Linked DNA regions of Homo sapiens: region 2 is linked to region 1. A link is a contact called in ENCODE Hi-C or POLR2A ChIA-PET data. All regions are on one chromosome and are shown on one strand. Each heading gives the region's core, a stretch centred on a gene start or an enhancer-like site at or near the end of the contact. The rest is flanking DNA. Distances are from core to core; before and after follow the strand shown. Region 1 has its middle 16 kb from the start of PCAT19. Region 2 has its middle 18 kb from the start of LINC01480.

Region 1 (3,993 bases), core at 1,037-3,536:
ATACTCGGAGTGATATCATCCTCTCCTTTTCTAGATATTTCAAAGAATATCACAGGGACCGTACACCACCTGCAATATTGGGAGTAATATCATCCTCTCCTTTTCTGGATATGATGAACAATAAATATCACTAGTGGGTGGACACCCCCGGTGATATTGGGAGTAATGTTATCCTGTCTTCCCCTGGATATTATGAACAATATGGCAAAGGGGTGTACACTCCCTGGGATATTGGGAGTAATAGCATCCTCTTTCATTCCGGATATTGGGAACAATATCACAGGAGAGTGTACACCCCCTTCGATATTGGAAGTAATATTATCATATTTTTTTCCTGTATTTTAAGAACAATATCATCTTCTCCATTCTGAATATTACCAACAATATTACAGGGGGATGAACGTCCCCTGAGATATTAAGACTAATATAATTTTCTCTCCCCCTAGATATTACGAACAATATCACAGGGGGTTGTACTCCCCCTGCTATATTGGAAATAATAGCATTCTCTTTTCTTCTTGGTATTACAAACAAGATCACAGGGGGGTGTACACTCCCCACGATTTTGGGAGCTATATCATCCTTTCCCCCTCTGGATATTCGGAACAATATCACAGGGAGTGTGCACCCCCTGCGATATTGGGAGTAACATTATCCTCTCCCCAGAGCGCCTCTGCCCGGCCTCTGAACCGTCTGGGAAGTGAGGAGCGCCTCTGCCCGGCAGCCCCACCATCTGGGAAATGAGGAGAGTCTCTGCCCGGAGTCCAAGTGTCTGGGAAGTGAGGAGCGCCTCTGCCCAGCCGCCCCACTGTCAGGGAAGTGAGGAGTGCCTCAGCTCGGCGGCCACACCATCTGGGAAGTGAGGAGCACCTCTGCATGGCCACACCACCGTCTGGGAAGTGAGGATCGCCTCTAGCCTGCCGCCCCACCATGTGGGAAGTGAGGAGCGCCTCTGCTGGGCCGCCCTACCCTCTGAGAAGTGAGGATCGCCTCTGCCCGGCTGCCCCACCATCTGGGAAGTGTGGAGCGCCTCTGGCTTGCCGCTGCTCCGTTTGGGAAGTGAGGAGTGCCTCTGCCAGGCCTGCAAACCGTCTGGGCAGTGAGGAGCACCTCTGCCCGGCAGCCCCCTGTTCTGGGAAGTGAGGAGCACCTCTGCCCGGCTCCTGCAACATCTCGGAAGTGAGGAGCACCTCTGCCCGGCTGCCTCACCGTCTGGGGAGTGAGGAGCGCCTCTGCCCGGCCACTGTGCAACCCTCCAATTGTGAAGTGGCAGCCTTCTGTTTGATCTTTCTGCCCTTCTCAAGTTTGCATTTTTGACATTAAAGTTTACTTTTAAAATAAAAAAATTATCTTCTCCCCTTCTGGATATTACAAACAATATCACAAGAAGGTTACACCCCTTGAGCTATTGTAAGGAATAGCATCCTCTCCCTACCTTGATATTACAAACAATATCATATGGGGCTACACACCCCCTGTGATATTGGAAGTAATATCATCCTCTCCCCTTCTGGATTTTATGGACAATATCACAAAAGGGTGTGCACCTTCTACGATATTGTGAGTAATATCATCCTCTACCCCCCTGGATATTATGAACCATATCATATGGGGGTGTACACTTCCCACCATATGGGGAGTAATAGCAACCTCTCCCCTTCCGGATATTACGAACCATACTACAGGGCGGTGTACACCCTCCACGATATGGGGAGTAATAGCATTCTCTCCCGTCGTGGATATTACAAACTATACCACAAAGAGGTGTACACTCCCTGTGATATGGGGATAATTACACCTTCTCTCCCTCCTTGATTTTACGATCCGTACTACAAGGGGGTGTACACTCCCCGCAATATGGGGAGTAATAGCACCTACTCCCCCGCTGGATATTAGGAACCAAAGGGGGGTGTACACCCCTCTCTATAAGGGGAGTCACAGTGTAGCAGGAGGAGCCGCGGACAAAATCCCACAGACACCGAGGTAGTGAAGGAAGTGGCTTTTAATCAGCTGGAAGCATCAGCAGACTAGAGTATCAAAATCCAAGCTTGTTGAGTGCACAATTTCTGTCCTTTTTAAGGGCTCACAACACTAAGGTTTTTACATGAAAGGGCCATGATTGATTGAGCAATCTAGTGGGTATGTGACAAGGGCTGCATGCACCAGTACTCAGAGTGAAACAGAACAGAACAAGAAATTTCACAATGTCCTTCCATACAATGTCTGGAATCTATGGATAACATCAGTTGCTAGGTCATGGGTTGAATTTTAACTTTCAGGCTAAGGTCAGGAAGGCCCAGGCCTGGTTTCGGGTCTGGTTTTGGATCTGGTGCCTGGCGCCGGGCTGCCTGCCTTTGGTTTCGCTTCCTTGTTTCTTCTTAAAACAGGTACTGAGTATAAAATAATACAGAACAATATGGGGGGGGTCTTTTGCTCTCTTCTCTCAATAGCACCCCTTACCTGGGATATTACAAAACATACCATAGAGGGGTGTACGCCTCCTGCAAAATGGGGAATAATAGCACCCTCTCTTACCCTGGATATTTCGAACCATACCACAGGGAGGTGCACTCCCCCCGCGATATGGGGAGTAATAGCACCCTCAATCCCCTGGATATTGTGAACCGTACCACAGGGGAGTGTACATTTCCAGCGATATGAGGGGTAATAACACCCTCTTCGTTCCCGGAGATTACAAAACATACCACACGGGGGTGTACACACCCCGCGATATGGGAAGTAATAGCATCCTCTTTCCCCCTGGATATTAGGAACCGTACCGCAGCAGGGTGTACATGCCTCGCGATATGGGGAATAATAGCACCCTTTCCCTCCCTGGATATTATGAACCATACCACAGGGGGGTGTACACCCCTTGCAATATGGAAAGTAATAGCACCCTCTTTCCTTCTGGATATTAGGAAACATACCAAAGAGGGGTGTACACCCCCTGCGATATTGAAAGTAATATTATCTTGCTCCCTTCTGGATACTAGGAACAATATCACAGGGGAGTGTACATGCCCTGTGATGTTTTGAGTAATATCATCCTCTCCCCTTTGAATGTTAGGATCAATATCACAGGGAGGTGTACACGTTCTGCGATATTGGGAGTAATATCATCCTCTACTTTTCTGGATATTAGGAACAGTATCACAGAAGATGTGAACACTCCCTGCTATATATCCAGTAATATCAACCTCTCCCCTCCTGGATATCAAGAATAATATAACCGGGGGGTGTACCCCACCTCTGATATTGGAAGTAATATCATCCTCTCTCCCTCTATATATTATGAACAATATCTCAGAGAGGGTGTATGCCCCCTGCGATATTGGGCGTAATATCATACTCTCTTCCCCTGGATATTAAAAACAATATCACAGGGGGAATAGGCACCACCTGAGATATTGGGAGTAATATCATCCTCTCCCTTAAAGGATATTAGGAACAATACATAGGGGTGGTGTACACCTCCTGTGATATTATAAGTTATATCATCCTCTCTTCCCCCAAAATATTAGGAACAATATTACAGGGGCGTTGTACACCTTCTGGGATATGGAGAGCAATGTCATCCTCTTTTCCATTGGATATTAGGAACAATATAAAAGGGGGGTGGACACACCCTGCGATATTGGCAGTAATATCATCTTTTCCCTCCTGGATATTAAGAAAAATATAACAAGAGAGGTGTACACTTCCTGCGACATTGAGAGTGATATCGTCCTCCCCCGCATGGATATTAGGAACAATATCACAGGTTGGTGCACACCCCCTGCGATATTGGGACTAATATCATCCTCTCCCCGCCCGAATATTTGGAACAATATCACAGGGGGGTGTACACCCCCCTGCAATATTGAGAGTAATATTCTCTCTTCCTGTGGATATTAGGAACGATATCACAGGAGAGGTGTACACACCCTGAGATATTGGGAGTAATATTTTCATCTTTCCTTTTGAATATTAGGAACAATAGCAGGGTGGGGT
Region 2 (3,993 bases), core at 229-2,728, 37 kb after region 1:
CTCAAGGGGCATTTCCTAATTTCAGAAAAATCAAACCAGGAACAGTATGAAAATGGCCTCCTTGAAGACGGTGTTCCCTGAGTACCTAGAACCCAAAACCGGTCAGTTGGGGAGGAAGCCTTCAAGGGCCACATTTTGGCTGGGAAGGAGGACAGTGAAGCTCTACCGCCAGGCAGGAAGCCCAGCCAGTGTGTTCCCAGACCAAACTCAGGGTCTGGCTGCTATTTCTCACGGCCCAATAACGAGATGCAGATAAACTGGGGAGGAAGAGAGTTTTTTATTTCTGGAACCGGTTACAGAGAGAAGGCCCAGAAAATATCTCCAGACCAACTGTAAATTACAAGGTTTTCCAGAGCTTATATATTTTCTAAGATGTATGTCTACGTGTCAGTGTGCATTTATCTAAAGATATAAGTGATTAACTTCTTTTAATCTGTAACTCTAGTCTAAGTCTTGGAGACCTTTCTCTGGAGCCTCAGTACATTTACTTAAATCTAAATGAGTCCAGGTGCTGGGGCTATTACCCTGACCTTGTCTCCTGCTCAATCACAGAGGTTTGGGGGGGGTTCCTTTAGACCCCCAATGAACTTGTTTGTGGAGGCCTGGCGAGTTTCTTCAGACCCCCAATTAAATTTGTTTAATCCTAAACAGGTCTGGTTAAGAATTCCTTCTTTGTTTTGTCATGCTGTAAGGCCCAGGAAAGGCCTAGGTAAAACCCTTGGTGGGCTTTTGTTACATTCTAGCCTTTGTAGAAAGGCGCTGGCACTTTCAGCTTTTGATACTGAACTTAACCACTCAGTCAGTACTGAAGTAGTTGTGATGGGGACCTCCATTAGTGAAATCTGGCCTGCCACAATCCCCACTGTCAATTTGCGCATGATTTCTATCATGCTTGTATATTTATTTATCACAAGAATCATAGGGAGATGGAGCATTGTAATCTTTCTGGCTACTTCCTGCTGAGAGGGGGTCATCGTTATGGGGCACCGAATGCAGCACTGGAGTGGAAAAAGTCGATTTGTTCCCAGTAGCACTCTCTGTTTCGGGGGTGTAGAGGCAGCACCTGCTAAAACATAATAGTAGGCAACAGCAACACATATAAATAGGTTGCTGCTACTTCCTTCAGAAGTTTCGGTTGTCTAGTCTTCAGTTCACAGGGCTTTAAGAAAGCACAGCTTAGGTTTCAGTGATTTCCAATTAAGAAAAATGGGGAAAAAGGGAAAGAAAAAGGAAACAAATGAAAAGATTATTTAGGAGACTTGTAGCCAGAGAAATACGAATTTAACCCAAACTGTAGAAAATAATAAAAACTGAATGCCAGACTAGAATTTAAAAACAGGTGTACTATAGTTTCCAAAAGTTTTTGAAACATAACTTCCCTCTCTCCAGTTACCCTTTTTTGTTGTTGTTGTTGAGATGGAGTCTTGCTCTGTCACCCAGGCTGTCGTGAAGTGGCACGATCTTGACTCACTGTAACCTCCGCTTCCCTGCCTCAGCCCCTTGAGTAGCTGGGATTACAGGCACCCGCCATCATGCCCGGCTCATTTTTGTATTTTTGTAGAGATGGGGTTTCACCGTGTTGGCCAGGCTGGTCTTGAACTCCTGACCTCAGATGATCTGCCCACCTCAGCCTCCCAAAGTGCTGGGATTACAGGAGTGAGCCACTGCACCCGACCCCAGTTTCCCGTTTTTACTAAAGACAAATTACGACAGGACCAATTTGCTTTATTATGCTTTGCCACTTTATTTGTACGAGGTGCAGCAAGAATAATTATTTTTCACATAGGCTTTTAAAATTGGTTTTAATGGGACTTTGTTTTATAGAAGGAATCTGAGATAAGACTTTTTAAAGCTGAGCCCCTGCCATGGATTTCTACCATCAAATACATATGGTTGGGTGAATTCCTGTCCTCTTGAAGTTTCAAGATAACTTGGGATTCCTGACCTGTCAGAATGTGACATTCTTTTCTTCCCACAGATCAGTAACCCTGTACAGGGACTGTGTTCACAGGATATAAGGTCAGTTTTCCAAAGGCTTTATTAGCTCCACAAGTCAAGTTTGATTCCTTAAAGGAAAGCACAGCATTCTGGTCAAAACCTTGGTAAAATAACCAGTTTTTCAAATTGTGTCCTGTTACCAAAGAAAACACATTCTTATTGCACTTATGCAAATAACTATATTGCCATAAATTAAGAATACCCACAAATAGTTTCCAAATTCTGGGGAAATCGGGTAGAGAGAAACAAATAATGCTCCAAATGGTGTTCATAGGAGTATATTTTGATTAATCGTTAAAAGCTGTCAATAGCTCAAAAGAAAATTTGCCTTGACTCTGAAAAGCAAAACAAAGGATCAGCAACGTTTTAAGCAAAAAGTCAAAAAGATCACTTCAGCCTCCTATTAGTTCACTTCATGCAGTTAATTCCTGTCCTGCTTGATATCAATGAACATTTTAGCTCTCCAAGTGTCCCGAACATTTTTCCTCTCTTCTGATGTCACAATCTCCAAAGTTATCAAAATTTGCATTTAAGAGCACCTGTTAGGGCTTTATAGCTGATTATAAAATTACCTTCTAAAGAGGGCCAAAACAAGGTAACATGTGTATATGGGTGACTGAACGTTTTAGGGTAGTCATAGTCAAAGACACAATTGACAAGGAAATCTGTTACCTCTGTGGCCCACAATAATTTAACATGACAATTATAATTATGACTGATAATGTACACTGAGATATAGCAGAATTATAGGAGTCTCCCATAACTTTGGAACCCTCATCAATAACATATTTATAGAAATATAGCCCAAAGAAAGCTAAAAATCATTTTATATTTCACAATGCTTCCTGTATGATTTTTGTACCAAATAAGCCAAATTTCACCTTTACATTAGTGTACTATTAATGTTAAACCTAATTCTTAATAAAACCTGATAGACATATTTACCCAATTTTAATGTTTGACCATAAGGTAACATTTTTATAGACTTTCTATAACCCTTTACAATTTTTGTTAAAGAGCAGGTTAGTGCTCTAAGAGAAACCCATTGTGTTTTTATTTCAATGCTCAATTTACAGAAATGCTGAATTATACCCCTTCAACTTTAGTCAATATGTTTACACACAAAAATATTTTAATTAATTTTTTCATAAACCTTTCACAACTTGCTTAAACATTTAGCTTTATTTTATCCAACTTAAAGCAATTCTTTAACCTTTTAATCTAGGCAAAAAAAATCCATCTTCTCATAAGAGCTTTAGAGACTCTTAGGCTTCTTTACTAGGACAGCTGAGCTCTAAAGCATGTGAACTTCACCCACCACAACTGTTTGCTCCATCTCAAGCTCAGAACCCTGCCCTGTCTGCCTAACCACAAGTGAGTATTTCCTGCCTTGATTTCCTGACATTTCTATATTTAATTCAGCTTGTTAAGTTCCAAGAAATCCCCTGGCAATTTTTATTATTGACCTCTTCTTCTTTGCACAGGTATCCAACCCAGTATCTACAAATAAATGCTTCACTCATCTACTCCTTTCATGAAACATTGCAAATCTTTTTCTTACTAGTGCTTGGGCTTGCTTTTTTTTTTTTTTTTTTTTCTTTGCAAGGAAACATATAGATGAGCCTCAAGAGATTTAGAAATCTTTTCAGAGTAACCAGCTGAATGTCAGAAAGTCATATTTGGAGGCCAATCTAGTTAGATTAGATAAATAGTTTTTAATTTTAACAAACTGTCTTCCTTTTCTAACTGGACCTCTGATCTCACAGAAGCCAACAAAGTATTTGCAGTTTATAGGATCTAATTTTAAAATATGTGAAGAGTAGGCACATCTGGAAGGCAGGGCATCTAGATCTTTGAAAATCAAAAATCCCGAATTTCACATTGAATCTGAGGTCTCTAAAAGAAGGGACATGCCACAAGACCAAGCCACACAATTTTTCCACACTGCACAATGCTGTAGAAACATGTCTTCAAGGCTAGTAGCACAGCAACAAT

What was found. A loop is a pair of places that touch in the nucleus more often than their neighbours do. ChIA-PET counts read pairs that join two places held with the same protein, here RNA polymerase II (POLR2A). Pooled maps may share reads with other maps.
Region 2: a loop to region 1 is called in a pooled map, with 2.7 times the contacts of the local background. The contact joins two enhancer-like sites. A Hi-C loop is called at or near these places in 10 of 168 maps with a recorded cell type or tissue (B cell, CD14-positive monocyte, CD4-positive, alpha-beta T cell and 6 more), 36 of 37 single-sample maps with no recorded cell type and 20 of 50 pooled maps. POLR2A ChIA-PET finds 5 or more read pairs at or near these places in 15 of 52 experiments (B cell, CD4-positive, alpha-beta T cell, CD4-positive, alpha-beta memory T cell and 10 more).

Annotation. Positions count from the first base shown.
Region 1 is chr19:41,514,310-41,518,302 of GRCh38, forward strand. No RefSeq gene overlaps it. Among named protein-coding and RNA genes, the nearest start is that of PCAT19, 16 kb to the left of the region's middle. Within about 2 kb of position 2,287, at least 2 of the 41 ENCODE cell types and tissues checked have a DNase peak (open chromatin) inside an H3K27ac peak, as active enhancers do; they include B cell, where a contact is called at or near this core.
Region 2 is chr19:41,551,728-41,555,720 of GRCh38, forward strand. It overlaps a transcript of CEACAM21 not described here. Among named protein-coding and RNA genes, the nearest start is that of LINC01480, 18 kb to the left of the region's middle. Within about 2 kb of position 1,479, at least 5 of the 41 ENCODE cell types and tissues checked have a DNase peak (open chromatin) inside an H3K27ac peak, as active enhancers do; they include B cell, where a contact is called at or near this core.